Linked DNA regions of Mus musculus: regions 2, 3 and 4 are each linked to region 1. A link is a loop called in an ENCODE intact Hi-C map of the cell type or tissue named here. Cell type or tissue: heart. All regions are shown on one strand.

Evidence for each region. Peaks named below come from ENCODE experiments on the same cell type or tissue, not always from the same donor. Only the 100,000 strongest peaks of a DNase experiment are listed, where the experiment ranks them.
Region 2: a loop joins it to region 1, with 2.4 times the contacts of the local background. A loop is called at or near these places in 8 of 42 quality-filtered maps.
Region 3: a loop joins it to region 1, with 2.7 times the contacts of the local background. A loop is called at or near these places in 7 of 42 quality-filtered maps.
Region 4: it touches region 1 in a loop (2.7-fold over the local background); 5 of 42 quality-filtered maps call a loop at or near these places.

The regions. Positions count from the first base shown.
Region 1 is chr10:70,192,352-70,200,351 of GRCm38, reverse strand. Ccdc6 (coiled-coil domain containing 6) reads right to left here. Exons shown (of 9, transcript NM_001111121.1): 9 at 7,152-8,000. Among named protein-coding and RNA genes, the nearest start is that of Mrln, 8.3 kb to the left of the region's middle. In heart, a CTCF peak has its summit at 4,404 (motif pointing left); DNase peaks (open chromatin) are centred at 2,561, 3,481 and 4,851; H3K27ac peaks cover 406 bases.
Region 2 is chr10:70,240,718-70,248,717 of GRCm38, reverse strand. Slc16a9 (solute carrier family 16 (monocarboxylic acid transporters), member 9) reads right to left here and starts at 3,442. Exons shown (of 6, transcript NM_025807.3): 1 at 3,340-3,442. In heart, a CTCF peak has its summit at 3,669; DNase peaks (open chromatin) are centred at 3,597 and 5,727; H3K4me3 peaks cover 2,189 bases; H3K27ac peaks cover 1,367 bases; H3K27me3 peaks cover 1,289 bases.
Region 3 is chr10:70,017,998-70,025,997 of GRCm38, reverse strand. It overlaps Ank3 (ankyrin 3, epithelial), which reads right to left. Exons shown (of 43, transcript NM_146005.3): 43 at 1-2,166. Among named protein-coding and RNA genes, the nearest start is that of Ccdc6, 75 kb to the left of the region's middle. In heart, a CTCF peak has its summit at 4,142 (motif pointing left); no DNase peak of the experiment used is centred here.
Region 4 is chr10:70,560,236-70,568,235 of GRCm38, reverse strand. Phyhipl (phytanoyl-CoA hydroxylase interacting protein-like) reads left to right here. Exons shown (of 5, transcript NM_178621.4): 4 at 2,945-3,062. Among named protein-coding and RNA genes, the nearest start is that of Phyhipl, 35 kb to the left of the region's middle. In heart, a CTCF peak has its summit at 4,395 (motif pointing right); no DNase peak of the experiment used is centred here.

The DNA.
Region 1 (8,000 bases):
TAAAGAAACCGAGTACTTGAATTACACTCAGCAACTGTTTTTCTTGTTTTTTTTTTTAAAGATTTATTTATTTTCATTTATATGAGTACACTAGAGCTGTCTTCAGACACACTAGAAGAGGGCATTGGATTCCCATTACAGATGGTTGTAAGCCACCATGTGGTTGCTGGGAACTGAATTCAGGGCCTCTGGAGGAGCAGTCAGTGTTCTTAACCACTGACTCATCTCTCGAGCCCCCAATAACATCTTTCAAAAGAATAGAAGGGAACTTTCTGGGCTCTTATTCGAAAGGTGAATATTGTCTAATCATGGAGGCTATGTCATGGGCACAGGCACGTGTCGTGGCTGGTCACACTGTGCCCACAATCAGGAAGCCAGGACTGATGCCCACTGGCATTTCACTTCCTCTTTTTTTTAAAAAAATCTTTTTTTAAAAAAAGATTTATTTATTGTTATATGTAAGTACACTGTAGCTGTCTTCAGACACCCCAGAAGAGGGCATCAGATCTCATTATGGATGGTTGTGAGCCACCATGTGGTTGCTGGGATTTGAACTCAGGACTTTCAGAAGAGCAGTCAGTGCCATCTCTCCAGCCCTCACTTCCTCTTTTTAACTCAGTTCATGCCCTCAGCCTGCAGAACCCTGCCAGTTTTATTTAAGATAGGTCTCCTCTCTTCAGTTAAATCCTTCTGGAATCACCCCGACAGACACACCCAGAAGCTTGTTTCCATGGCAACTCTAGATCCTACCAACAGCGAGAGTTTCCAAGTGTTGAGATTATAGGTGTGCACCATGGTACCCAGTAGAAAAAGACAGAAAAAGTCTTAAAAAGTGCTACTATTAATCTCATCTGCAATATGTATGTATATATATGTGTGTATGTGTATGTATGTATATATATATATATATATATATATGTATGTGTGTATATATATATAAAATACGTATACACACACACACATACACACACAGTCCTCAGCTCCAGTCTGGCAGAGTGTTACTTGGGGGTGACGCACATATCCTTGCGCAGCCTGGAGGAGAAGACAAAAAAAGATTCAGGGTGGCTACATTACTCATCCAAAGATGAGTATCAAGGATCAGTGTTAGAGGTCACGTGCGCCTTTGGTTTTGGACCAGGACAAGGGACTGAGGTGCATTCTTCTTAACATACTAAAGCAGATCTGGCCTGTAGATTCTCCCAGCATCCCTCACTCCCTACCTGGTATTCCCTGCTCCCAACCCTGAACTTTCCAACCATGGGGCTGGGCTACCCTTCCCCCTAGAGGCTCCTCCCTGTATAATCCAGACATTCTGATCTTTTCCTCCTCCTCTCTCCTCTTCTCTTCAACCCCTTTCTTTCTCTCCTCTATTCCCTGTCCCCATGGCGACTCCGTTGGCCTCAGTCCTTGAGGCCAGAAAGGGCGTTCAAGAACAGTTGCCCAATAAACTTGCCTTTAATATAATCTAATCTGGCTTGAATTGGCTTACTTCACCGGCAGAGAAATAACCTATCAGCTCTGGTAGCAGACCTTCTGGTCACAAGGCCACGTTCTGAAGCCTGGGCTCTCAGAATACACAGGTGTGCCTGTGGCAAAAGCATACATCTTGATAAGATAGAAGGGGGAAAGGGGAGGCAGGGAGGCAGGGAGCCAAACGAGCTGTGTATTCGGTGTTTCTTGAAAAGATTACTGAGGATATACCAGTTCCTGCTGAAATCAAAGTCTCAAAAACCTGACTCAGTGCCCAGACTGAATGGAAGGCACTTGCCTTTAGACACACAACTAGGCCAGTCCAAGCTTGATGAGAAATCCATGGATTCTCCAAAAACAGACAAAATGTAACTCAGGGCCCAGGCTCATACACATTCCAGGTCAAGCCTGGGACCCCCCTCCCCTGCTCTAGTCTCAGAAGGAGCAGGGGAGGTGGCTCTCTGTAGAAAGTGGCCTGATAATATAAATGAATAGCCTTTGCTCTCTCTGAATGGCAGTGAAACCTGTTTGCCCACAGAGGACCTTATTGCCGATTAAAACAACCGTTATTTTTCCTGAAGCACACACAGTCTAGCATAAAAACCATGTTTACTTAACTGTTGGACAGGCGCATCTGCTCCTTCCGGCTTGGGCTGTTTGACTTGCCCTTCCTTTAAAACAGTACTGAGGTGCTGGGTGGAGCAAGGTTCTAAAAGCAAGGAAAACCAAGGACTTTTCTTCAGATGGTGAGGCAGAGAATGTGACCCAAGAATTCGGCTGGGTACTTTGAGAACCCAAAGAAATCTTCCCTCTGATGTGTCAGGCGTGAAAACCAAAGCCCAACACAGTCTGCCCCTGTGGACATTGAGAATGGCAGAGACTGGGGGGGGGGGGAGTGTCAGAGGGGGTGTCTCTGTATCTCAGAGTTCTCTGGCTTTCAGTTAGCTAAGCCATTGGGTTCAAGGACCAAAATGAAAGGTCACTTGATCCACACAGAACAGGGGGCTCAGGGTGTCAGAGATGTCCTGCCATGAGCTGGGGGAAGTAGTCCATTGGGGACAGTGCTTCCTGTTTTGAGTATTAAGGAACTGAGCTTGGAGTCCCCAAACACAGAACAGTGTGTCTGTCTGTGTGACTCCAATATTCCACTGTAAAGATGCAAGGCAGGGAAGAGATCCGTGAGCGCTCCCAAGAAAACTAGCTAGGATACAGAGTGGAGGGGAAATCAATAAGACCTTGTTTCAAACAAGATGGAAGGGGAGGATTAACATCCAAGGTTGTTCCTGGGCCTCTGCACACAAGGGGATAGGGTTGATTTAAAGGAACATGCTGCTGACATAATGTGACCAGTTAGCAAACATTTGATGTACTGCCCTAGGGTTGCTAGCAAGAAGGTGGAAGATACTACAAGTATCTGATGCAGCCAGCAGGACACCAAGTGTACCTCAGAGCCACAACATCAGAGGGCCGACCCCTCACCCTGCATCTCACCCAGACTTGTTTTCTTGTGGGGTTTATTTTGCTCATGAAATGGCTAAGATCACATGTTTCTGGAACTGTACCTGAGAGAGACATTTCCCACAGGGTCCTGAGACTCCCAAGGGAGTGCCAGTTTGCTGTGTGTCGCCTGTCACTTTCATTTCTGGCTTGCTCCTGGCCCGGAGCTGTGCTTGGGTGATGTGAGCTTCCCACATAAACCACTGCCTCCACCTGGCAGTGTCCAGAGAGAATCACCAAGCACCAAGGGTTACTGCATGTCCAGACTTCGTAACACCACGGTGTCCCTCGGTCATCTGTGAAGTTTATGCTTGAGAACAGCACGGTGAAGACACAAACCAACCAGCCACTCCCCCAGATGCAAAAACATCAAGCTCAAAGAAGTTTTAAGATTTTTTCTATTGGGCTGCACTCAGGGCCTTTCTCAGGCTCCTGCGGTCACATGTGGACGGTGGGCCAAGAGACGGACATGCTTGCTGGACAGTGGAGCCTCTACTGACCTCAGGCCAGATGTTCTGGGCAAAGCTCATGAGAGCCAACAGCTGACATCCAGGAACACAGTGATCTGGTTGTAGAACACAGACACTTAAAAACGAAATTATATGGGGCTGGAGAGATGGCTCAGCGGTTAAGAGCAGTGAGTGCTCTTCCAAAGGTCCTGAGTTCAAATCCCAGCAACCACATGGTGGCTCATGGCTATCTATAATAGGATCTGATGCCCTCTTCTAGTGTGTGTCTGAAGACAGCTACAGTGAGCGTACTTAGATGTAATAATTAATAAATCTTTAGACCTGAGCAAGTGGGGTTGACCGGAGTGAGCAGAGGTCCTGAATTCAATTCCCAGCAACCACATGATGGTTCATAACCATCTGTAGAGCTACAGTGTACTCATATACATAAAATAAATAAATCTTTAAAAATTAAAGGACAAAAATCACATACAAAATGAAGATGATCCTCAAACACAACACTTTTTAAAAAATTTATTCTTTTATTTTCTTTGAGACGGCGTCTCCTCTATTCCAGGCTGGCCTTTCATACACCAAGTACTGACCTTCTTGCCCGTCTCACCTTCTAGTGCTGGAACTGCAGGCAAGCACCACCACTTCTGGTTTGGGGGTGTGGGGAGAACCCAAGGCTGTGGGCACGCTAGATAAGTGCTCTACCCCTAAACTACGTCCCCAGCGTCTGTCTCTTCTCCTGTTCACCAGGATATTGATAGCGTAGGCAGCCACACGGTAAATAAAACGATGGAACGTGCAGCTTGAAGTCTCTCCTGAATTACACAGAAGAAACTGGCAGGCCATACAAATCAGGGCTGTTCTTACAGAGGTAACACGGAGATGGGGGTGGGGGTGGGGTGTCTCCCTGCACAGCCCTGGCTGGCCTGGAACTCACAGATGATCCTTTTGTCACTGCCTCCCTCTAGTGCTGGGATTAAAGGTATGCACCAGGAAACTCTGGAGAACCAGGACTTTTAAACAAGCTGGAGTTAGGATTTCTATAGAGCTGGACTCGTCTCCGTTCAGCCTTCTAAACCAAGAGACCCCATCTTGTAGACACATGGAACACATTAGACCAGTGGTTTTCAACCTTGCTAGTGCTAAAACACTTAAATTCAGTTCATGATGTGGTGACCTGTACTTTCTGATGGTTTTAGGCAACCCCTATGAAAGGGTTGCTGACCTCTGAAGGGGCTGCAGCCCATAGAACAGCTAACAGAACCCAGGAACACTGGTCCTACTTTGTAACTTGAGGTTCATTTATCAAGGTCCCCAGGGTACATTTTTCTTATTATCTGTACCAGTACGGGAACTTCTGGTATATGCCTCTCTCCAAGCCAGACTTTGAACTTCTGTTCCTGTTTTCTGTGAGCAAACACAAGAACTAGCTGTGCTGGGCTTCCGGTATTTATCACATGCCCTCTCCAAATAGCTCACAAACTCAGAAGCCTGCAGGTCTGTGCTTTAGCGACTACAGTGCTGAACAGAGGGGCTCGGAAGAGGATCGGGCACAAAGTCGGGGATGACCGCACAGCCTTCCAGTGTGTAACTCTTTCTAAAGAGACCAGGAGTCTTTTTTTGTTTTGGTTTGTCTTATTATTTGAATTAAAAAATGCAGCAGGGCGTGGTGGCGCACGCCTGTAATCCCAGCTACTTGAGAGGCTGAGACAAGAGGATCTCAAGTCCTGAAGTTCTGGGCAGTAGTGCGCTATGCAGATTGGGTGTCCGAACTAAGTTTAGCATCAATATGGCGACGTCCTGGGAGCGGGAGACCACCAGGTGGTCTAAGGCGTGTGTGTGTGTGTGTGTGTGTGTGTGTGAGAGAGAGAGAGAGAGAGAGAGAGAGAGAGAGAGAGAGAGAGAGAGAGAGAAAGAGAGAGAGAAAGAACCGGCCCAGGTAGGAAACAGAGCGGGTCAAAACTCCTGTACTGATCAGTAGTGGGATCGTGCCTGTGAATAGTCCCTGCAATCCAGCCTCTGGGGGACAACATAGCGAGACCCGTCTCTTTAAAAAAAAAAAAAAAAAAAAAAAAAGGAAGAAAAAAAGAAGAAAAATGCCTTCTAATTCTCCATCAATGCTCCAGGCCAAGTCAGGGGATGATTGATGGCTACCCGACACCCCAACTATCTGACTTTTTATGGTGTCATTCGCCGGAATCCCTCACGAAGCATTGCCACCTCACAGGACTCTGGAAACACAGAGAACCTGGATGTGGATGAAGAAACCTTCTGTCCAGGGTCACCTTTCTCCAACGGGTCAAAGGACCAGGTGGCTCTGCAGCGTCGTCGGCAGGTAGGGCAATCCTGAAGCTTGACTAAAGTCTCCCTTGGGAATTCCCACTGGGTACACACCACATAAGCAGCCAACTCGCTTGCCCTGGGCAGACTTCCTTTCTGCCACTGACCACTCCTTGGAGCCCCTCCCCCATCCAACTCGTGAAATTGGGACGGAGACTCCAACCACCTGTTCTGAACCCTGCCTAAAGGTCAATTCCTTTAGAAGTCTTCTCTGACCCAAGGCAAATTCTCGCATTTAAAAAAATGGGGGGGGGGGCAGGGTGGATTTAAACGACTTGACTCACTGAAATGGTTATCAGGAATTCCTGAAGACCATATTCCTTAAAGGATTCCACTCCTGTGTCCTGCCAACCGCAGCCTTACCAAAACGCCACACACCCAACACATGGACACTGACCCCAAATATCCCTACACAGATCATCCCACATATTATTTTCCTGACCTACTGAAGCAATGCAGACATGAGTTGTATCAAGGTAGCCGCTGCTGCGATGCAAGCTGTCTTAAGTGAATAATTGCATTACCTTTTATTGATTTTGTGTATGTATGTACTGAAGGGCTGCGGAGGTCAGAGGACGCCTGCAGGAGTTGGCTCTCTCCTATCACAAGTCCAAGGGTTCAAACTCAGGTTGTCAGGCCTGCAGCAGACACATTTACTCTCTGGGAAATTTTACTAGCCCAAGGGTAAACTTTTCAATAAGTAGGAATACATTTTAAAATTTACCAATTACTACGTACAAATGATGAGTGATGTTTACACAAGGTTGATGTCAAAGACTGATCCATACCAGGCTACGTACATGACCAACTACAGCATTTCATGACAGCCTTGCTGCCAAGGTCACTGTAATCCTCTGGGACTCATCATCATCCCTGAAATGTCCTATGGCATGTGCCAGTGCATATTGGTCCACGTGAGACATTTTGGGAGTGTAGCTTCCATTTTATAACCCCTTGGGTTTAACTGTTTGAATTTGAAAACACAGTTCAATTACAAGTTCAACATCAGGGTGGGTAGCCAGTGGACCCGGGTTCAATTCCCAGCATCCACATGATAACTCACAACCACGTGTAATTGCAGGTGTGAGAGACCCAATGCCCTCTTCTGGCTACCGCATGCACGTGTGGTGCATAGACATACATGCAGGCAAAAAACATCCATACGTGTAGCTTTTTTCTCCTAAGTATATTTTAAAAAAATTAGAAAAAGGAAAAAATAGAAACCCACACTGGCCCTACTGATGCTACCTACAAGTACTTCCTCCGGATGCCGTTAAGAGTTTGTAATAGAATCTGGTTTTGTCTGTTGGTGCCAACACTAACCAACCATCATTCCCAACTCAAAGAACAGAAAGGACGAAACAAATTTGACAGTTCCAGGAGTACATTTTAAAAAATTATCTTTATTTAGGTTTTTCTGATTCAGCACATGTATTAAAGACTGATCAACATAAAGTAAATAAGACATTAACTGGACGTCTTACATCTCTCTAAACTCCAACAGAGAATGTCAGGATGGCCACCATTACCTGAACTCCAAGCCAGGTAAGCTGTAGATGAGCCTACACAACACACAGAGCACACGGATATGCAGAGGCAGAGGGCATGGTGGCATCTGGCTCTCCCCTCTTCCTTGTCGACATCTGCCCAAGTTACAGTCGGCTTTCTTTCCAAACAAAGTCCCAAATAAAGTCCGTGGAGACATCTCAGGGTCCATCTGAGCAGACGTTCTTCCAAAGGAATGCGTTCCAGCCTGTGCTACCTGCAACCTTGTGGTTTTGTTGTTGTTGTTGTTTTTTTTTACCAGAATGAAGTTCAGATCAGGATGCACAATACAATCTGATGCTGGTGAGGACCAAGTCAGACGGCAAAGCTGAGCAGTAACCCAAGTTAAGGCATGAATGCACACACGCACACGTGCACACACACAGCACCCATGCTAGCACGCACAGAGGATCCCGTTGATCACTCCAGAAGAGGTGACCTGGGTGTGACCAGTAATCACAACTGCTGAGCATTCTGGGAAATGCTCCCCAACACATTAGGCTAACACATTTGTAATCAAAAATTTAGAAAGAGAGAAATTAAAACTTAAACAAACGAACGAACAAACAAACAAACAAACACCCTAAGAATCTTTTAGTCTCTCACAATGGCTCCCAGAAAGAACCAGGAGCAGCATCAATGGCTGGCTCTTTAATAATTTGGAAACAGGAGGTTTACTATGCATGT
Region 2 (8,000 bases), 48 kb before region 1:
CATGTTCTTCACAACTGGGCTATCTCGCTCGCCCCAAGATGGACTAGTTCCTTAGTTGAGTGATGAAAATTCTCAGTCTATAATAAAAACTGGGTGGCTCTTCATGGCTATAGGTTGGACAAGCACCAGTAGTTAGTAAGATGATGAATAACTGAAATAAGATAGTGTATTGTTACCCTACTGGCCCAGGTGGGTCTAGAGACAATCGCAACCGGATGTGAAAGGCTATTAGAGTCAAACACATTAGTCGTCATCCCCCCCCCACACCTCCCAGCAATGTGGATGGGAAACGAACATGGACCTTTAATCCTTTACTGATTTTAGAGGCAACTCAGAAGACCAAACTGGAGGCCAAAAACCTATTCAAGAACACCTAGGTGGTTACCACACATCCCAAGGGCAATATTCAAACTCGAGTCAGTGTGTTAGCATCAGCTATCCCATTTATTGCCACCTTATCTGCCAGCCTCCTTGGCTAGTGTAAATTCCAAGGCCCGGTCATTCCCAGCAGCTGTGTTTCCTCGGAACACAGCCCGCTCTCCCCACCTGTGCTAGGCTCTTATTCAATAGAACCCTTTCCCACCAGGGAGACTCCTCTCTCCATTTCAGTCTTGGCTGAGACCCTGAACCCACCATATACGTTTGCTCGTAGTCCTCTAGGTTCTTGTTATTTAATAATCGTAAATATTAGTCTTGCTGCCTTTGGACTCCTTCCTCCCTGACATCTTACACCATACATATGCAGAAGCATGCTGTCTTTCCTACCAGACTGAATAGAGGACATACCTTTTATTTTTTATTTTTTATTTTTGGGCTCAATAATTAATTATAGTTTAACCCTTTTGTCTACAAAGAATCATTTGGTATAAAAACAAAACAAAACAAAACAACCCTAAACATAAACACTAAGCTGGCTTAGAATACCAGCTTCTCTTCTTTGACAATCCTGAATTAAAACTGAATGATACTTCTCACTAGATGATTCTTTTCCAGAGAGCTGTGGTCCCTCAAGAAAGACCCCGATTCCTGTCTCCTTAACCCCTCTTCTTCTTCACACAACAGCAGTCTATCTGTACAAGTTGGGGGAAGTTTTAATGAAGAAAAGGGCCACAAAAAAAAAGAGGGTTCAAAAGTGGAAGGAGGGAATAAAGATGGCAAATCTGATGGCGTCTATCTAAGCATTAGCCTCTTGGTCTAGTCCAACGGTTCCCAACGTGTGGGCCGCAACCCTTTGGGGTCCAACGGCCCTTTCACAGGGGTCGAATATCAGATATCCTACATATCCTTTATTTACGTTACGATCCTTAACAGCAAAACTACAGTTATGAAATAGAAATGAAAATAATTTTATGGCTGGGGGGAGGTTGTCACCACAACATGATGAACTGTATTAAAGGGTCACAGCATTAGGAAGGTTGAAAACCTTTGCTCTAGGCAGTGGCCAGCTGTACCTGAAGCCCAGGACCTGCTGGGACATTCAGACACCAGCCACTCCCCATTGTCATAGCTGGTATTGCAGAGCTAAGCAAAGAAAATACTGCCGAACAGTGGTGGCGCACGTCTTTGATCCCAACACTTGGGAGGCAGAGGCAGGTGGATTTCTGAGTTTGAGGCCAGTCTGGTTTACAAATTGAGTTCCAGGACAGCCAGGACTACGCAGAGAAACCCTGTCTCAAAAAGCAAAACAAAACAAAACAAAAAACAGAAGAAGAAGAAGAAGAAGAAGAAGAAGAAGAAGAAGAAGAAGAGGAGGAGGAGGAGGAGGAGGAGGAGGAGGAGGAGGAGGAGGAGGAGGAGGAGGAGGAGGAGGAAAGAAAGGAAGGGAGGGAGGAAGGAAGGAAGGAAGGGAGGGAGGGAGGGAGGGAGGAAGGAAGGAAGGAAGGAAGGTAGGAAGAAAGGAAGAAAAGAAAAGAAAAGAAAAGAAAAGAAAAGAAAAAAATCCAGTCCAGAGTTCCTAATTTCACTCTTTGCCATCTTACCACGACCCTGAGGAGGAGGAGGAGGAGGAGGAGGAGGAGGAGGAGGAGGAGGAGGAGGAAAGAAAGAAAGAAAGAAAGAAAGAAAGAAAGAAAGAAAGAAAGAAAGAAAGAGAGAGAGAAAAGAAAGAAAAAAAATTTAAAAATCCAGTCCAGAGTTCCTAATGTCACTCTTTGCCATCTTACCACGCCCCTGGCCCTTTCTATAGAACCTTCATTAGAGACGAGTAGGATCCCTGTCTCTCCACTTACCCAAACACAGAAGGATGGGAAGCAAGGAAACCTGCTCTTCGGACATCGGCGGTGCTGAATATACAAGTTATTGCCAGTTGGCAGGTGAAAAGATTTTATTGTCTAATTTCTATTTGCTAGTCGAGGGTGGTTAATGGGTACCGACACTACTCTCTGCGCTCACAAAGTGTTTAACGGAGGCTGTAACCAATCGGCACACCCTTTCTTTCTCCAACCTAGCTCACTCCGTCTGTTGCCTAAGAGTATCTGAGTGGCCTCTGCTCTGCTCTGCTCTGCTCTAGGTGAACATGCCAATCTGGGCAAGTCAAGATGTCTAACTATTACCACTGAGCTGTAGCCCATCAGATGGGCCCAATGAGGCAAGTAAGATATCAACATAAATAATATGTAAATAATATCTGTAGTGTAAACACTGCCTAAACTTTCCGGATCATTTGTGCTGCATAGACCTGACATTCCAAGAACGAAGTAAAATCCCGACCTGATTGATGGTCAAGTTCCATGGCTTGCTGTTTCCCCTGAAGCCTCTGTGCATGGCTAAAACCAAAGAAGGGTTCCCTAGGCGAACCAGAGCTGAGGCATGCGCACCAAAATCCTTCTAAGTTTTGTTCAGGTGGCGGAGGAGCCGCCTGGCCGTTAGGCTCCTACACCCTGTAGCGCAGCCCGGGTGCTGCCCTGCCCGGAACCCAGCAGGATCTGCCCGCAACGTGAGCTGCTGTCCTTGCAGTTTACCAAACCTATGCGCCCCAGCCTGGATTCTCCCCAGCACCTGAGCCCACCTCCTCGGGAGCGGCCTTCTGGGAAGTGAGGACCCACTTGGGTCACACGTAGAAGGTATCCCAGGAGACTCATCTGGTGACATCCGAGCTCTCATCTCCCCCATTCTCCCTGCAAAAGGCAACCCTACGAGTATTTTTGCAGAGGCAGTTACTCTTTCTAGAAGAGGGTGCAGAGTGCTCCGCGGCGCTCTCAGGACGCTTTCAGCCCGGGCAGACCAGAAGCCGGCCGGTAGCTGTGCACCCGCGGGTGACAGCACCGCCTCCTTTCGGTGCAGTTTGCAGGGTGAGGGGACAGCTCCCGCCGGGACCTTCCCAGTTCCTGGGGTTTTTACCTGAGTCCCGGCCTCGGCTGGGGCCGCGGGCGCAGCTCCGGCCGCAGCTGCTGATCCGGGCCCTGCGCTGGGCGAGCAGTCCCGCTGCGCGCAATATACGGCCGCCGCCCTCTGCCCTCGGGACACATGGAGTGCAGCCCGCCCGGCCGGCTCCACCTTCCCCACCCCCACCGCCCACCCCGGGAAGTCACTCCCGGGGTGGTCCCACTCTCAGATCTCCTCTGCAGGGGCACCCTGGCCAGTCTGAACCGGCTGAGACTGCACGCCCGCTGGGGGAAGGAAGAGGAGGCGGAGGAGGAGGAGATGGAGGCGGTGGAAAAGCCGGCGGTAGGGGCGCTGCGTCTACACCCGTAGCTTAAGGCCCGGCTAGGAGTGGGGGGAGGGCCGGACCCGAGTCCCCTTGGTCTCCCGAAGCTCTCCCGCATACCCCCCGCCAAGCACCGTGTGCATTTGCGAGGAGCCTGTGTGGAACTGAATACAAGGGTCGCCTGCTCTCCCTGGCTTCCCTGGGTCGCTGGGAGCCTCCTGGCCAGAGCTGTACTCGTGGGCAGAGATCCCAGAGGAAAGCGAACTAGAAACCTAGAACTTTGTGAAGTTGGTACTCTTTGGCAGTAGGGAGTATAAGATGCCAAGGGCTTTCCTTTGGGACAACTCCGCGGGAAAGGCGGGTGTCCAGGAGGTCGAAGAGGGAGGGAGAAGTTATGTGAAGACCGTCAGGTGTCTTGAAGTAGAACCAGGCTGTCACTAGCTGTGGTGCAAAGCAACTCACGCTGGAGCTACCTACCATGCATGGCTCTCTGCGCTGTCACCGAAGCCCACTGCAGAAAACTTTAGGGTTCCAGGGGCTAACGAATGTGTGGACACCGTTCGCTCCAGGGATATGTCTGCAATGTGGCGTGTGCTCACCCTCTGCCCCATTAACTTTCTGTCTGTTGAATTCTTGAAGAGAACTATGTCTATCTAACAGCGTGAGAATTCCCTTCATACCACGCAAAGCCTGCGTTCTTAGGCGGCAAGGACTACCTCCTGCAAAGTTAAGAGTTGAGCCACCTAGGTCTTTTCAGCTTATTTCCTTATCTATGATATTTTCAGAATCTTGCCTGCATCGTGGAGAGTGGGGGAGGGTTGAGAAGTCAGAAAAGGTACGGAATCTGGCCATGCCCACCACCCTGAGAAGTGGCTTTAGCGCTTCTCTCCAACACCCCCTTTCTATTCAGGTTATGGAGAAGTCCTCTCAAACATATTATTCTTGTCCCCGGAGAGAGCTTACTTGCCACCCCCAGCACCCAAGTATAACTAAGCATGACTGCAGCTGCTGTCAAAACCATAGCACCAAAGAGGTAGAGGCTACCCTTATTAGAAAGCTCCGGGTCTCACTTAGAGACCCTCTCTTCAAAACCAAGGTGGACTGTTGCTGAGAAACACACACACAGACACACACACACACACACACACTCAAAGTGGAAGAAAAATCAGAAAAATACTTAATAGTAACAGTAGCCCACTGTGGTGATTCACACCTATACCCAATTGAAGAGGCAGATCGCTGGGAGTTCAGGTCCATCCTGGGCTACATAATGAATTTTAGGCTAGCCTGGGCTACAGAGACCTCATCTGAAAAGAAACACTACCAATTAAAAACAATAACAAAACAGTGCCCATGGAAGGCAGGTAGTATCCAAACAAACAAAAACCTTATGGGAGGAAAAAGAAAGGAAAAGCTGTCAGCATCCTAAAAATGTGTTTGTGAAGAAGAAAGGGGCTCTGTATCCACTCCCGATGGTGGTCTCATTTAGAACGGATGACTTGTGTTCACTCACGGTATCTACAGCTGCCTGAAAACCTATCTCATCTCCCCCTCTGTGCTTCAGGAACAGGTACTTTGGAAAGCTTTCCTTGATCTGCATAGATTCCAGCTGCCAGAGTACATGCGGATGCCCTCACGTGCAGATCAAACAAGTTACTGTCTGTGAAACTGTTTGGGAAACCCTGCCTATTTGCATCCTCAGCTGTGTGAAATCAGCACAGGCTGTTTGTTCCCTTCTGCTCCCAGTGTCTCTTAACAGTAAGTGGGAGGGGCCTGTCTACTCAGGCCAGTTCATGCCCGTCCATACAGAATGAAGGAGTGTCCTTATGCAACGGCAAGGTTCCTGCTTTACTGTGAAACAGAACCCTGAGGGCTAGACTCAAGCAATGGCAAGGCCTGGCTTGTTCAATGAGTGAGGTGGCTACAAGGTTGCTCTAGCGCTTGGAGGCCAGCTCCAGGAATAAAGGGCATGCCACCTGGATGCCATTCGAAAGTTGCCACCTGCCCCCATCCCTTGAGGTCCTCTGTTTAGCCACTCTGTGGTGGAACAAGCAAGAGAGCCCAGTGATCTAGGCCAGCCCTGCCCTTGTATCTACAAATAGAATTTGACCCAGAGCAGCCCGAGGAGTCCCTCCCCCACCACACTGGGTCTGGAAGCGCAGAGAGACTGGAGGAAAGGAAACTAAAACCATCTCCTCCTCCTCGTGTCCCCAGTGTTTTCAGGGGACATGAAGAGCCAGGGACTGTAGACTCAGCTGGGGCTCTTGGCCCAGAGGTCAATATACTTTTAACCTGTCAGAGGGAGAGAACATGGCAGGCTGGTAATGAAGCTGAATTTAAATGAGCTTGCCCTGGCAAGAAAATAATTTGAAGCAAAGTTTTTGGAGGCATGCTCAAGAGGGCATATAGGCGATGCCCCAAACTGATGGGTTTGCTCTTTGCCTAATATTGCTACCACCATCAAACATTTTGTTTAGGAAGGGCTTTGTAAATATTCTCAGGGGCCCCAGTTCTATGTGCTGCACCAGTCATTGAGAGAATAAGATGGAGGTCCCAGCTTGATTCTCATCTCAGGAAAGCAGCAGAAACCAAAAGAAAAGACATCAGAGGGTTGGGAGGACGCTTGGGTGGATGTATCGGACTGGTGCAGGAGTCTTAGCAGGAAGACCAACACCCTGGTCCACTACTCACCCTGCTGACACAGCTCTTCTTCCTGACTTATGAAGAAAGGGCAGGTTTCTTTCTTTCTTTCTCTCTCTTCCTTCCTTCCTTCCTTTCTTTCTTTCTTCCTTCCTCCCTTTCTTTCTTTCTTTCTTTCTTTCTTTCTTTCTTTCTCTCTTCCTTCCTTCCTTCTTTCCTTCCTTCCTTCCTTCCTTTCTTTCTTTCTTTCTTTCTTCCTTCCTTCCTTCCTTCCTTTCTAAGGGCGGGTTTCTGTAGACATGTTTATCCCCTGTTTATTAATGACAGCATAGTTGCAAAGACCCTGCACTTTGAAACGACAGTAACTAAAGAAAACACAGTTTAGGGTTTTGTTTGGTTTCCTGAGAGATCTGTCGATCATTAAGTGAATTCTACTTCCTTCTCACACACCAATTAACAGCAGGAAATAACAAAAGTAGGTAAGACATTTTCTCTTAGGCATACGCAGTATTTGTTTAAAGTCAAATGTTTTAGGTTTATGTATTTTTGTTTTATGGGTATGAGTATTTTGCCTGCATGCATGTCGGCACACCACATGCGTGCCTTGTGCCCGAGGAGACCAGCAGAGGGCATAGGATCCCCAGGAACTGGGGTTGCCGACAGTTGGGTGCTGGGAGTTAAACTTAGTTCCCTGGAAGAGGAATCAGTGCTCTTAACTGCTGAGCCATCTTCTCTGGGCCTTAAAATAGTTTTTATTGTTGCAAATAACTTTGAAGATTCATTACATGACATTTTACTCCTTTCTCCAGATTTACATTTCAATCTTTTTATATTCTCCACACAAATGATTTGAAGATTAAAGGATGAAGGACAAGAAATAAATATCATTCTCTGAAAGTCCATTGATTCCCCAGAACTCTGACATCTTCTTTGCTCTCAGAGCCCTCTCCTATGGTTAAACATTCTTGTCTCTACTTACGGATGAGGATATAGGCATTCGGAGGGGCTGTGGCTGGTTGGATCCACAGGAGTGTGGGTCTGTGATGGAGGAGACCCATATTCCTTCCACTGCCTTAGGAAAAAAGAAAATGATGTGAGACACAAACCCTGAATTTACACGTTGAGGACCCACAGTTCATCTGAGCCAACTCATCTGAGATCAACAGTTTTAAACACGCAGAATCCGTAACTCAAGGGAGTCCACTCACCTGAGACCACGATTTAAACACCTGGGACCCACAGCTCATATCATGAGAGACCAATGCCATTTAAACAACTCTCCTATGGCTTCCCGAGAAACCTGAGCGTGTTTTGCTGATAATGAAAGCGAGCTTAAAGAAAGGCTAAACCCGGGCTGGTGAGATGGCTCAGTGGGTAAGAGCACCCGACTGCTCTTCCGAAGGTCCAGAGTTCAAATCCCAGCAACCACATGGTGGCTCATCTGTAATGAGATCTGATGCCCTCTTCTGGAGTGTCTGAAGACAGCTACAGTGTACTTACATATAATAAATAAATACATAAAAAAAAAAAAAGAAAAAGAAAAAAGAAAGAAAGGCTAAACCCTTGGCCCTGGTCCCAGTAAGTGGGAGATGAGCTGAGGTTTCCCTGTGGGGAGTCTGGGTACAGAGAATGAAGCTCTGAACATCTACTCCCCATTGTCATGAGAGGTGAAGTCAGGAGTGAAGTTATACATGGCTCTAGGGCCCAGGAATGT
Region 3 (8,000 bases), 170 kb after region 1:
CGGAAAGTCAAGGCCAGCTTGGACCAGCTAGTGAGGCCGTCTCAGAAATATCCAGGGAAGGCCGAGGGTGCTGCTTAGTGGTAGTTCACATCTTTTAGCATGCATGATGACCAGTACCAAAATAAACTGGTAAAATAAAAAAATCTCGAGTTATTAGCAAAATTTCTCAATCTGTAAGCTCTGACAACATATCAGTTAAGAAACTAAGCAGACATTTTGAGACCTTGTCTCAAGAACAGTGATGACAAAATCTCCAAGCCCGCAAACTAATGACACAAAACCTAAACCAATGCTTCCTGGGGGGTAAAAAAAAAAAAAAAAATCAACCACAGATAGATGCTCCCTGGGAACAGCATAACTTCTTGACACACTGGCCTTATAAATCCCATCTTCTTCTATGGGGCAGAAGAGCCTAAATAGACGAAGATTACTTCATCTTTAAATTCTTAGCTCCCCCACAAAGTGCACAGAGTTTATGCAAGGTGGGTGTTTTCGGGAGAGAGCAGAACGTTCCAGAGTATGGCTTTAGTGACTGGAGGCACAGACAGGGCCCCTGTGACTGGGGATTAGACAGCTAGGTTTTGCCAGAGGATACAAGAACACTGTGGAACCCAAGTAGGTGAAGAGTTGAACACAGTTTATTTTATATGCTTAAATAATCGACTAGCTTATCCGGCGTCTGCTTTTCTCATACATGTCATTTAGAGCTAGGTGTCCGTGGAGGTCGATTTCAAGTTAAGATAGTGAATGAAGGAACCTCACCAAACCCAAAGAAAAATGCTCTATAAAACGCGGCAGCCCCGCTAACCTAATGGGGGCACTGCTGGGATGGTTACTAGTGATTGGCTTGCTGAAAGGGGTCTACATCTCAGAGCCAGTACACAATACAGCGATCTTTTTTTTTTTTTTTTTTGTCTTTTTTTTTTTTTTTACAGTGCGCTTCGATCCTGCTAGATACGGATTTCCGGTCAGTCCATTTTTTTAAATACCCACGACTGGGGCCTCTTGTGAGCACCATCCACTTCTACAGTGGCAAGCATTTCCCCCCTGTAAGCACTAACAGCGCCCCTCCCCCCACCCCCAAGCAAACTACTGTATAGTTATTTTTTTTTCCATTTTTGGTCATTTCATTGAAAAATTGGCAATAGCAATAAATATTAGATGAAGGGCTTTGTGTTTACAGATAAAATCTCCCATGTTGCAGGAGACTGTAGTGTTTGCAAAATTGGAAAAGATTTAATCAAAATAAGGTGATATGCATGCATCAAAATATTAATATTCTGAAGAAAAAAAAATTTTTTTTCACAGAACTACAGAATTCCTCGTTTGGGGAATTATTTAAATTTGCAGCAGGTTTTTTTTTTTTTTTCCTTTTTAAAGATTTGCATTTTTTTTCTTTTAAAATCAAGCTAGCAGTTTTGCGTGTACAAACATAATTGCTAATATACAAGAGTCAGTGAAAGAGTCCCGAGAGCGCTGGATCCCCATCCTTGTCCAGGGTGAAGTCACTTGGGACGCCTGTCCTTGGATGCATTTGTGATATCTTTGTGTTCTGTGAGGCGGGTGCCTTATAATTCTTTATTGTAGTTTCTTCTGTTAGAATTTACAGTGTTATTATTTACAGCAAAACTATTGATTTTTTTCATTATTATTATTATTATTTTTCTTTAAAAAAAAAAAGAAAGAAAGAAAGAAAGAAAGAAAGGAACAGTGTTTATACCCTGACAGTTAGTTTGGGTCCGAGAAAAATAAGGCGAGCTGTTGTGAATTTAGTAATTTTAGTGTGTCTTCTTGATTTGATCATTCCGTCCTCTGCTGCCCCTCCTCCTGGGTGGCACAGGTGTTGTTTTGTCTGTCTTCTTTGAAAATGACACTAAATTACTTGAGACCGGGTCTGAAGAACATGGCTTCCTGTGTCGTACACTGCACTTGCTCAGTGTGCATTTCAGTGCCGGGAATGAATGTGAGTTTCCATGCTTTGTAGATCGGCTCATGCTAAATGAAAGAAAAAATGTGATTTTCGTTTTCCTTCTGCGTTTACAAAAAAAAAATCGTGTCACTGACGTGTGGTGGAAGCAGCTGACCCACACTCCACTCTTGGTGACTATTTTTCTTCCTGCTGATCTCTGGTGAGTTTCTCAATACTGGCAGTATGACCAAGTGGTCCTGCAGAGAGGGAAACAAATGGGAGGCGGTAAGTTTAGTTTTCATTGTCTGCTTTGTATTTTATTTTATCTTTGTGGTTTTTTTGGATACGGGGTCTCATGTAGCCTAGGTTGGCCTTGAACTTGCTGTGTAACCTAGGATGACCTTGAACTCCGGATCATCCCGCCTCTGCCACAGTAACTAGGGTTTGTGGTGCTGGGGTCTAAAACCTGGGATCCCTGCACTCTAGCAAATATTTCACCAACCGAGACACAGCTTTGGCCTTTCTATATATAAAAGGAGAGCTTGCCGAGGACATCTTTGCTGTTCACCGTCCAGGGTTCAGAGACTGAGGACCCTCGGCTTGTTAATAGGGTGTTCTTGGTAAGTACCTCAGGGGACCAGGCCCTAGGGGATCCAAGAAAGCGCCCAGAAATCAGTGCTATTGGCTAGGTGATTCTGAGAGTTATCACACAATCTTCCTGAGCTTGTGGCTTTCAAGGATGAGTTGGGAGTATCCTGAAACTGGGATAATACAGGGCTCCTCAGCTACTCAAGAGCTGTTTGTCGCTCCTTGGCCTGCACCCCAAGAAGACAAGTTTTGTCCCTTGCTCTCCCTGCTTCGTAGAAGAGTCTCGCCTTCTCCTTCAAGTCCGGAAGCTGATTTCCACCTCGAGGCAGGAATGATTATAAGAACAAACAAAACAAAACAAAACACCAAACCTTTTCAGTCACAGGCAAATCTTTTCTGAAGCTCACAGAGAACCTTTAGAATCTTGCTTACCCAGGGGCAGGGACTGAAGCATCCTAGTGACCTTCAGGTTGTTTATTCAGACACGTTTTTTCCTGGATGGAGCACCCAGGTCACCCCATCCTGGGTAAACTCCCTGGAACTGCTCGCTCGTCCCCTGGTCTCCTGTTATGGGTCTGACTGTGTGTTTTTTTTTTTTTTTTTTTTTAAGGGACTGACCTCCCCGCCCCAGGTCACCAGTGACTGGAGCCAAGAACACCAAAGTACCCACTCCTCTGAGATTTCAACACTTGTGCTCCTCCAAGGACAGAAAGTGACTCACTTTCAGTAGATCCAATTACAGAGGGTGGGCAAACCCTGTCGATCAGGATTTTCACACCTTGGTTGCTGTCATTAAATCCAAATCTTCCAGGCACCAGGCTGCTTAGGTGGCTCAATCATGGTTGCCCTCTTCACTCTGGGCAAACTCGCAGCAGTTTTATCTAAACTTGCCCTTGAGTCTCCCAGTTTCCTTGGGATGTGAAATTTTAACCCACCTCTTCTATGACAAGTTTAATAAGGTCTAGTAAGTTTCTACAAACATGAGACAGGATGGGTGAACTCTCACCCATTTCTTTATATTTTCTAATAACCAAGCTAACGTCCCAAGTTAAATTTGTATTAAAAAACAAAACAAAGCCTGTCTCTTCTCAGTGTAAGCCAATATTGTCTTTCTAGACAGAGTGGATGGCTTTTACAGCTTTTTGTTTTATATATGTGTGTGTGTGTGTGTATGTGTGTATATATATATGTGTGTATATATATGTATATATATATATAAAGATTTATTTATTATTCTATGTAAGTACACTGTAGCTGTCTTCAGACACTCCAGACAAGAGCATCAGATCTCATGATCATATGGTTTTGAGCCACCATGTGGTTGCTGGGATTTGAACTTAGGACTTTCAGAAGGGCAGTCAGCGCTCTTATTCGCTGAGCCATCTCTCTAGCCCCGTTTTTACAGCTTCTTAATATTGGGTTAATTATATCCTGCCCTCTGTATGTTGCTATTTTTAAAAAGCAGTAGTCATCCTTCAAATCTTTCTTGTTCTTAGGTGGCCAGAATGTAGGTCCCAACCCCATGGGTTTAGCAATGCTAGTGTGGCAAAACATTTCCTACCGAGAACAGCATCGCACAGAGAGGACGAGGACCTTGGCTAAGCAACTTGCTAGAAAACCACCTGAGGTGAGAGCGCCCTCTGATGGACGGGATGTTGTGGACAGGCTCCACGATGACATTTCAGAAATGGAATCTGGAGCTCTGTGAGCACAGCTAACAGAAAGAACTTAAGAAACTTTAGAAGGATGCCGGGCAGTGGTGGCGCATACCTTTAATCCCAGCACTCCGGAGGCAGAGGCAGGCGGATTTCTGAGTTTGAGGCCAGCCTGGTCTACAGAGTGAGTTCCAGGGCAGCCAGGGCTACACAGAGAAACCCTGTCTCGAAAAACCAAAAAAAAAAAAAAAAAAAAAAAACAGAAACCTTGGAAGGAGGGGTGTGCCTGTGGGCTAGGCGTAGCCTTCTGAATGTAAAAAATGGGAGTGTAGAAAGAATATCACAGATACTCTGATACTGATTCATTGTCACTTTAAGAAACATGTTAAATGATACTTACAAAACACGGCTCCAGATCTAGCAAAGGCTCAGGTGCTGACCTGAGAGCCAATTTAGAGTCCCATGGAAGTACTCAGGTTTGTTTGTTTGCTTTTTGTTTTGTTCTGAGCCCAGTACACACTGGAGGATTTATCTCTCACATCTACTGGAGTCACATTCTCTCCTGGTTCTCAAACTTTATGGCTGTACAATATGACTTAATGAGCCCCAGTGTCCAGTCCACGCCACGCCCACAGGGGCCAGTGATGAAAACCAGCAACCACTCCCACGCCAACTCTCTAGTTAGTTCTAGCGTTCGATCAAGCCACAGTGCCAACGATGGGTCCTGGGAGCATGCTTCCCAAAGCTTAATGTGTACACAGACATCTGGAGGGGTTTTATAGATCAAGAGTAAATCTAGACATTCGTTTCTAAGACTTTGATGCTGCCAGTGTTTACCTCTAGCCCTACTCTGAAAATAAAGACTGCATACCTCATCAGGTATACACATGTGGTGGTTTAAATGTTTAACCCAGGGAGTGGTACTATTGGGAGGTGTGGTCTTGTTAGAAAAAGTGTGTCACTGTGCGAGTGGGCTCTGAGACCCCACTCTTAACCACATGGGAGCCAGACTTGTCTTGTTTGCCTTTGGAACAAGAGGTAGAACTCTCAGCTCCTCCTGCACAATGCCTGCCTGGGTTCTGCCATGCTCCCACTTTGATGATAATGGACTGAATCTCTGAACCTGCAAGCCAGTCCCGTCCCAATTAAATGTTGTCCTTATAAGAGTTGCCTTGGTACCAGGAGAGCCAGGGCTATACAGAGAAACCCTGTCTCGAAAAACCAAAAAAAAAAAAAAAAAAAAAAAAGAGTTGCCTTGGTCATGGTGTCTGTTCACAGCAGTAAAACCCTAACTAAGATGACACAGGATAGCAAATTATCTTTTGCTGCTCCTGAATCTGTATCTACGTAGACTTCCTTCTCTAATCAACATGTATGGAATTCCTCAAGTTCCTTTTAAATTCTGGCTCCTTGAAAGTGCAGACCCTAGACTCTAAAGAGGCAGAACCTCCTTTGTACATCACCTCTCCCCTGAGGGACTTCATGGGGTCTTGCTGTTCACACAGGAAATGCCCTGTTCTTCCCTTCACACCCCTCCCATGTCTCTTCCCCTGCTGGGTTAGTTGGACTACAGACTGTAAGTTATCACAATTTATTCCCTTAATATATAGAGACATTTCATAAGTTCTGTAACTCTAGAGAACTCTGACTAATACAGCATGTCTGTGCATGCATATATATATATATATATGCACACCACAATGTATGTATGGAGGGGACAACTTGTGGCAGTTGGTTGTGTCCTTCTACCATGTGGGTCCCAGGGATTGAACTCGGGTGTCTTAGTTACTTTTAAATTGCTGTGCTGAGACTCCACGACCAATGCAATTTATAGAAGAAAGAGTCCATTGGAGGTTTACAGTTTCAGGGGGTGAGCCCCAAACTATCAAACCAGGGAACACAGGAATAGGTAAGCTCTCAAGCAGGCAGAGAACTTATATTTCAACCCACAACCATGAGGCAGAGAAAGGGAGAGGGGGAGAGGGGGAGAGGGAGGGAGAGGGGGAGACTGAAGAGAGAGAGAGAGAGAGAGAGAGAGAGAGAGAGAGAGAGAAAGAGAGTGCTAACTTAGAATGGTGAGGGCTTTTTAAACCTCAAAGCTCACACCCCCACTGACATACTTCCTCCAATAAGGCCACACCTCCTAGTCCTTCCCAAACAGTTCAATCAACTGTGGAGCCAAGTATTCAAATATGGGCCTACAGGGCCATTCTCATTCAAACCACTACATTAGGCTTGGTGGCAAGCACAGTCACCTGTGGAGCCATCTTCCTGGCCCTATTTCTTTTTAAAAAGCAGTAATTTTCATTACAAAATGAAACTATAATCAAAAATTAAGGTTTACTTTTCCTTTAATTTTAGTTTTCGGTTTTTCTTTTCTTGTCTTTTTTTCTCTCTCCTTCCTTATTCCCTCCCTCCCTCCCTTCCACCCTCCCTCCTTCCTTCCTTCTTTCCTTTCTCTCTTTTTGGAGACTGAGTCTCATTCTTGCCTTGAATTCTGGATCTTCTTGCCTCCGTCTCCAAAGTGCTATGATTAGAGACGTGCACCAGTGCACACTTGGCTGAAAACTTAATGGCCTAATACCCATCTCACAACAGTTTTCCTCTTCAGCTAGTACCAATAAATGAGGCCTTTTCAACTTTGCTCTTTCCCAGCAAGGGGGTTAAGTGACATACTGGAAGCAGATGAATGCATATTTTAAAATGCATTTGCTTCATTTTTCTTTATTAAGCGTTTATTATATATCTGGCACTGCTGTGAAGTGAATTACCTCAATCCTAATAACAGGGTAGTATTAAGTCCCTACTACACAGAGAATTAAAATGGCAAGAGCCAAAATACCTGGCTTCAATTCTGTCTCCATCCTGTATCCGGAAAACAGATGGCAAGTTATCTGTATCTCAGATACATTCTGGGAAAATGTCCCAGAGAGGCCCCAAGTGGGATGAACTACCTCAGGCTCTGAAGGGGAGAGGAATGGTCACTACCTCCTCTGGCTTTGTCTGGGTCTCTTTGGGCTTCATTTCTTGGTAAAGAAAAGGAGTAGAAACCTGGTCTGCTGACTGCCTCAGTTTACCATGAGACCCATTGATAGTGACTGTAGCAAACCACCCTCGCCTGAAGCAGGGATGGATGGCTAAGCTGAGATCTCCCCCTGCTGCCACTGCTGTGCCTGAGCTTGGCCAGCTGCTACACTTGTTTCCTTCTTGCTTCTTCTAATACTTTTATAATAGAGCCTCCCAATTGAGGGTTCCTACAGGCTTAGCAACTACTGTTATTAAGCAATTTATGTGGAAAAACTGAGTGAGTTCTGAAACAAGTTGGAGGCATGTTACTACTATCTTTCTACAGAGGGTTATTGTTGTTCAACCAGGGGTCGTTCCAAGCTCCTTCACTGTTCCCTCTGAGGAAGTGGCAACATGCAAGCTGGATAACTTGGCCAAACCCATAGAGCTGGTAAGCTACCTGGCACCCCTATCGATTCACCTCTATGTCCCCAATGGCCACACGGAGATCTCCAGGCCCAGAAAGACTGCCACTGGGAATGATGGATAGGTAACTGAGTCCTCTAAACCTTGCAATAGTCCAGCCTCAGCGGCTAAAGAGCTAGAATTACCCGCATGCATTTCCCAGTTTGTGGGGGACAGGTATGTGAAGAGATGCATTTGCTGCTGGGGCCTGAACCCAGGCAGAGCCTTGTGCATGCTGGGTAAGTACTCTACCACTCAGCCTGTAACGCTAGTACTTAGCGGTTAGGCTACTTTGAGGTTTAGCGCGTATCCCCAAAGGCCTTGGGCTGTGCGGGTTAGCTCAGTGGTGACGCTTTTACCTAGCACATTAAGTCACC
Region 4 (8,000 bases), 370 kb before region 1:
GAAGATCAGATGGGGTTTTACTGTTTCCTCTTTACCTGGGTGACTTTTTCCTATTTTTTTAAAAAAATTCCGAGAAGGCTGGGGAGATAGCTCATACTGCTTGCCTTACAAGCATGGATCCCAGAAGCCATTTTTAAAAGCCAGGTGTGCTGGCATATGCTTGTAACCCCAGCTCTAGAATAGCAAGGGCAGGAAGTTCCCAGGGACTTGGTAGCCAAGCAGCCTAGCTTCTGGGAAAGCGCTAGGTCACTGAGAGTGACCTGCCTCAAAAAGTAAGGTGGGTGGCCTTGAGGTGACCTCTGACCTCTACACTATGCACATACATGCACCCAGATACACTTCACAAAAGAGAGAGAGAGAGAGAGAGAGAGAGAGAGAGAGAGAGAGAGAGGCTATTAAACATGAAAGAGCTTGTAGAAAAAAAAAATCCAGAAAATAATAGGCTGGTCTGTTTCCAGGTTGGTTAGCAACTTTCTCATCTGTGGGTATCTTTAGATAAGCCCTCAACCTTTCTCTATGGCTTCACACCTGCATTCTTTTAGATGCTACACAGGAGTGCCCACTACTTATCCTGGTTTCTATTGTTGTTTCTTAACCTCAAACCCCAGTATAAAACTCTAAGAACATATTCTATGGCTGACATCCTGTCTCATTTTGGTTTCATCTTCATGCTTCTTTGTTTACTCTGTGAAGCTGATAAGAATTTTTAACACCCTTGACTGCTAAAGATTTCAGTGTCTGAGGACAAGGTAAAAAATTTCCTTGCAAGTACCATATTTTTTATATTTCTCTTTATTTTGTGGATTATAAGATCCAGCGTTTTAACGTGTCATTAAGGAAAAAATGCCAACTAAAAGATGGTTAGACAATATCAGAGATGTTAAAATGTAAATAGATATTTTAGGATAGATTAGGTATAATTATGATAGTTCACTAGTCAGCAATGAAATAGCTAGAGATGCCTGCATTAAATTAACAGTAGCAGAATGCTCTCCCCTGGAGACAGTTCTCCAGTGTCTACCTCAACTTTCATCCTCTCCTGAATCCCTTTTATTTATTTTTATAGCACCCAACAAGGGAAGTTTAATTTAAGTCACACACACACAGTCTTTGCGTATTATATTGTTGGTTGTATATCCACAGCCCAGAAATTAAATTGGAATGCTCTGAAGTCTGAAACTTATAAATAGGCCTGAAGGGGTATCTGAGCTTCAGTGTGTAGACTTGGTGTTGGGTAGTGAGGGTGGAGGCAGAAAAGGTTATCGGATCCATGGTAAATGCTCGTGAGCACCAGGTGGGTGCTGGGAATTAAACCAGATTCTCTGAAAGAGGAGCAAGTGCTCTTAACTACTCTGCTGTCTCTCCAGCCCCTGAAATTGGAAACGTTTTGAGCACTGAAAAAGGTGCCCAGAATATTTGGAACTTTGGAGCAGTTTTGAATTTGGAATGAGGTGGTAAAACTATGCAAGTATTTGCAAATACTCCAACCTCCCCAAATTCAAAACTCTGAAACACTTCTGGTCTCAAGCATTGCTGGTAAATGGAGCCCCACCTAGATGACATTCGTTTTTCTGGGTAAATACACAAATAGTATCCTGGTATTTTCCGACTCAAGGGAGCTATATAGTTTATCTGCCAGAACCAACGTTATACTAAAGAAAGGTCTGATATACTATGACTTCTTTAGCTTAAAGAAAACGCTTGGCAGTTCTAACACACACAAACACACACACAGACACATACACACACAGACACACACACACAGGGATGCATAGCTGTCATATGATACATTGTTTTTACTTCTAGGAATAAAAAGAACAAAACCAGTCTTTTTAGAGTGATCTCTGTATTACTTTATCATTTTTCCTACATCTCATAACTTTTGTGAAGAGTTAGGAGGAAAATGCCAACTGCCAGCTTTTAACTGGTCTACAGTATTTCTCTGTACATGACTTTTTCCTTATTTTCAGAGTTAAAAGCTAAGGGGAACTTGCTGCTCAGGCTTATCAACTAACTAAGGACCATTTCATTTAAGTCTTATCAATTAAGTCTTTAATACTGTGACTTAGGCACTGTGCAAGGTATTGGAAATAGAATAGACTATTCTCTCATGGGCTAACCAGTCTCTAGTCTATAACAACCCAACACCATTTGAAAAAAAATGTTCTTGTTTATATTTCTCTTCCTTTAGACTGTGAGTTCTTCAAAGAGAACCATATAATTGTTCTCTTTTAGCCTTGCTATCTAATTGTGCGTGTGTCTGGTACATTGCATGCTTTAAAATAAATCAGTTACATGCATCAGTTTAACCAGGTTGGATTTTGACTAATCCTTATATATCAAAAATTTTTTCTTATTTTTTGATGTAGGAGTTTGACAGCAGTTCTCAATTTTTTAAAACAAAAGCTAACCAAAACCATCTAAGCATGCTGAGGGCTGTAAGAGCTGGAGACCTTCAAGTAGGCTCCAGAGGCCTAGCCTTGAAGCCGACAGCTGGGAGAATCATTACACTTTGGCCAGATGCAATTTCTGTACCAGTAAAATGGCTATACTGATCTTGTCAACCTCAGGCAGTTACTAGCTCTGGTTTCCTGCTGTGCTGTCCTTCAGAGTGGGAGGTACCTTGACTCATTGTATCAGCTGATTGGGCACTGAAGAGTGCCGCTAGCTTATGAAACACTGTTGAATGCTGTTGCTTCAGGGTCTTTAAAACTTGAAAGAGTAAAAAAGCACACAAATATTTTAAGAAATAACCATGAACCATAACAAATATTTATGTAGAAATAAAAACAAGCCAAAGAAAGACGATGGATTTTTTTTATAAGTTCCTATTTTACAAAGTTGAATCCCGTAAAGATGTATTTTAATAATCTCTGATTTATCAATTCTGTGGCTGACACTTCTGGTACTGTATTGCTTAATATGACACTTTTAAATTTTTCAGATTACTCCAAAGTTCATCTAACACAGCTGCTGGAGAAGGCTGACGTGATTGCAGGACGCATGCTTAAGTTCTCTGTTTTCTATCGGAACCAGCACAAAGAGTATTTTGACTATGTGAGGTAAGAGTCACCAGTATCTATGCGTTCAGGTATCTTGGTTTCATATATGTCTGAAGAGCACATTCTTGTAGAGCCCAGAGAAGGGCGTTGGGTCGCCTGGAACTGGAGTTACCGATGGGCGGGAGTCAACACGTGAGCTGAGAATCCAAAACTGGATTCTCTGGAATTGCTGCAAATGTTGTAATCTGCTGAGCCATCTCTCCAGCCCTGGGAGACAAAGCCTTTGAAAATGACACACTACAGTGATTCTGAACTTCTGCACACAATCCACACAATGTTTTCTTTTGAAGCCTTAGCCTGCATGTGGCACCTCAATCTTATATTAATAGCTCTTGAGAGGATGAGGCAGGAGGGTCACCATGAATTCAAGCTCAGTTTAGGGTGCCGCCAAGGGACCCGGATCAAAAGGAAATCAGTCAAAATGAATAAGAACCTAATGCCTTTAGAGTTATAAAGGAGTTTTGTCTTTACATGACTATGTATGAAAAAAATCAGGAAGTTTTGATAGATTTTTAAATTTTTGCATACTTTTCTAATTTCTCTTAAATCAGTCATGAGCTCCAAGCTGTAGAAATGCAAGGAATCATAGTGGAAGAAGTGTGTTCGGCATATATGTTGTAGAATTAGAAGACCTCCGTCACTTTTCACCACTGAGGTCCTGAGAAGCACACTATGGGAAGAACATTTTTGCCTTGTAGCTGCTTTGGGGGCAGAGTCTGTCCAGGAAGACATGGTAGCAGGTATAAGATAGCATGGTAGCAGGCTACTGAGACTGCCAGACATCCTGGGAGACTGTGGCCTGCCGTGCTAGGCTAAACCCTAAGGGCCCACCCCAGGGACTCCTTCCCCCAGCAAGGTACCACCTGCTGAGGTTGTAGCCCTTATTCAAACAGAGCCACCAGCTGGAGGGAGACCTGCAAGTGTTCAAATGCATGAGCCTGAGGGGATGTTTGAACAAAAAACAAAGTACTTTGTTGTGCCCTGTGTTTGTATTGTATTTTGATGATAGCAAACGCATCTGCTTTTTGTCTGAATAGCTTATAAGTACAGATTTCAGTCTGTTGTTCTAAGTGGCCAGGAGTCTATATAATTTTGAGTGGATGCCATTCACCTAATTTAAACTGAATGACAAATTATTATGCTTGTCAGTCATTAATTGAGAATGGCTGGTAAATTCAGCCCAAACAGTTTTTATGTTTTTAAATATAAAATGTGGAGACCAAAAACTTTCCACGATTGCTACTGCCTCTGTTAAGAAACACATCAAAAGAACACAGCTTTGCTGTATATTCAGGTTGCTGGGTTGCTGCCAATCACTGCCCAGTGCGGCCACTGGGGGTCAGTATTTCTCTAGGATTTTCTGACTCTTCTGTGGGAAGAGGCTTTCCTGGCATAGAATATTTGCTTAATTTGTTCTCATAAATGTTTCCAAAAATTCAAACCAGTCAAACTCTGAGCACCTGGAAATGGATGAAGTAATTGTACACATTACATGATTTAAATCCAGTTTACCCGCATGAAAAATGTTTGTATCAACAACAAAACTTACTTTTGATTTAATTTCAAAAATAATAGCAGTAAAACCCATGTAACTTGTATCTTGAAGCATTAAATACAAACACCGTTAACTAAGGCATAGGTAGAATTCCTCATCATTTTGAAAAGCTTTATTTAAAAATAAATAAAGCCCCCTCTCTCTCTGCTGGAGGTGGGGCTCTAGGAGAATGCTTGCCAGGCATGCAGTAGTCTAGGTTCAAGCCCCAAGACCACAAATAACAACAAAACTACTCCCTTTTCTACGCAGTGAACTTTAGTAAGGGTATTTACTTCCGTGGATCTTGATTTGCATTTTAATTAGGAAAGTGTTTGTCAGGGTACATTTCCTTGATTAGAATCCCTTTAGAATGTTATCTTCAGAATGCTTGATGAAGAAATCTTACAATTACCCGGTAATCTTTATACGTCATTATAACTGAAGAAGTTGTGGATAAATCCTGTTTCAGTCCATAAGGGCTGAACTAATTGTCTTCTCTTCTAAAAAAAAGACTAAAACATGAGCACACCTTCAGTGAAAATGCCTCCTGCATCCGACCTTGTTCACGTTCACTAGTGAGGCTAGGGGCTTCTCTATCTGAATACATTTTCTTTCTCCTTTTTCTGCCTGGTTGTCAGAGACCCAGAAAGAACAGGAGGGTGGGGCTGAGACTCACAGAGCTGGAATATTTCCAAATTTAGCAAATAGCATATGCCTATGAGTTTTAGCTGAGAGACCCCCAAATGGTATAAGGATCTGATGAAATTTATACCAAGGAACATCTTGAAAACTGAAGAAAATGAAGGAAAAAAAAAGGGATATTTCAGGTGGTAAGAAAGCAAGTTAGAGAAGATACAGGCTTTGCTCCTGGAGTGTGTTTCTCGCCTGGCCTCCATGTGGCCTGGTCTTGCCTCTAATCTACTTCTTTAATAAACACCACTGGATAGTAGTCAGGTGATGGAATTGGAAGCCTATTGCTTTTCTAATGATGGTGGCAGGTCCCCAGCCTACCTCATTGTCTCACAGACTCTGAGAAGCCTAGTGATAGTAATGATAAAAAAAAAAAAAAATCCTTATTAGAATACTAGCTTGAACTTTCCATTCTTAAAAATGCTGGTAGGCACCCATCAAGAAAAACAAGAATGGGGCAACTCTACAGAGAACCTCCATTCACAAATTAATTAATGAGACCTCCACTCAAATTTAAGCATAGCTGAGCTGCTAATGAGACACTAAAGCAACCAGCAAATATCAAGATGTGGTTTTACTCTTCTTGGGAACACAGGGAGGCTAGAGTCAGCCAACAGCAGCAGCAGTGGGCAGAACCCAGCCTTGATGGAACCACATCCTGACCCATGAGGAGGTCAGGAAGACAGCCAAGGCTTACCTTGTCTCTACCCTAGATCAGCTGCTGCTTAACACTGTAGGAGTTCACAGTGAGGGGAGAGTCAAGGCACGGAATAATAGAGGCCTGGGCCACACCGAAGGCAAGAGAGGTAGACAATGTGTTTGGGAAAAATGTTGGTGCTGTCAAACAAACAATGAGAGGTAACCTGACAAGCAGGCCTGTGTCTGGACTTAAAATGGCCAAAACATATGGAGCAAACACTTCTATCTGGTCTAAGTGGGTGACAAAATTTCTTCCTTTTCAAATAACAAATACAACTGTATAGGCTCTCAAGGCAGAAACAGATATGGAGCATGAGAACCTGTCTATTGTGTCTCTCCTCTACTCCCTTTCGCTTAATTTGAAAATATGTTGGGATTCCTTCCAGGATTGAGCTGCTAGGGTTAGGCTCCTCTTTTCACATTAGTAAACAAGTATGGTTTTCCAAATTGCCTTTGAAAATACACACACTAACAGGTTTCTTGCTTTTTCTGTCCTCTGTAGTGTGAAGGTATAATCCTTGAGCCATGCTTGGTCTTCTGTGACCAGTAGTGTATAATGAACATCTTTATGTTGTGATAATTGATATACATTGTATAATAATAACCAGGGCAATAGAAATTTTGTCTTTGGCCAGGTGTGGTATCACATCCCAGCCCTTGGGACACTGAGTTGGGAAATTCTGAGTTTGAAACCACCTGGAGCTTCAAAGTGAGACCTCATCTCAAAAAAGTCTACTTCTTTAAAAAAAATTTTAATCCTGTTCTGTTCACCCTAAAACTGCTGGGACATGAATATTTGATTAACTACATCCTAAATCTTACAGGCTTTCTTTGTGCATTCTGTTCTTTTGTTGGCTATAAGACCGGCTAGGTTCAGAAATTCCATCCTCACGTGTCTTAGCAGCTTGTGCAATTGTATTTAGTTCATTGACTATTTTGCACCAAGGTTTCTGATTCGTTCTTGTGATGGTTTGTATATGCTTGGCCCAGGGAGTAGCACTATTTAGAGGTGTGGCCTTGTTAGAATAGGGGTGGCCTTGTTGGAGGAGTGTGGCACTGTGGGTATGGACTTTAAGACCCTCACCCTAGCTGCCTGGAAGTCAGTATTCTGCTAGCAGCCTTCAGATGAAGACATAGAGCTCTCAGTCCTCCTGGACCATGTCTCTCTGGATGCTGCCATGCTCCCACCTTGATAACAGACTGAACCTCTGAACCTGTAAGCCAGCCCCAATTAAATGTTGTCCTTTATAAGATTTGCCTTGGTCATGGTGTCTGTTCACAGCAGTAAAACCCTAAGACAGGCGTATTTTATGATTTTTTTTTTAAATATCCTTGGAAACACTTTGCCCTAAAACAGTTTCTTCATTGCCTTGTATTTATATACTCTGGATGCTCACGAGTTTGTTGAAATCCTCATTTTGATTGTCTTTCAAACATTTCGGACTATGGGTTGTTTTCCTTTGGAGTTCTATTTCCTTTGCCTTAGTCTGTTCATGTGGTTGTGATTTTATGAAATACCTACTCTAAGAACGTGTTTTTGACTGGGCAGTGGTGGTTCATGCCTTTAATCCCAGCACCTGGGAGGCAGAGGCAGGTGGATTTCTAGGTTCGAGGCCAGCCTGGACAGCCAGGGCTACACAGAGAAACCCTGTCTTGAAAAACAAAACAAAACAAACAAAAACAAACAAACAAACAAACAAAAAAAACTCAACCCAAAAACATGTTTTCATTCATTGGCATGTGATTCAGATGGCATATTGAATTTGAGTTAGGTTGGATGCTTTTGAGTTTGATCATAAACTGAAAAGTATAGTCTCTGTGATTTGTCTTGCAATGCTGGGATCAGTAGCCAAGGCAACTGTCTGACTCTACAGTGTCCCCAGACTCCAGTCTAGCACTGATGTTACTAGAACTTGTGGCCAGTTGCAAGGTGCCTCAGTATCAATCAGCACAGGAGACTCCAACAGTTGTGTGACAGCAGCCCCTATCTTCAAACCACGGAATGTGAAGGAGAT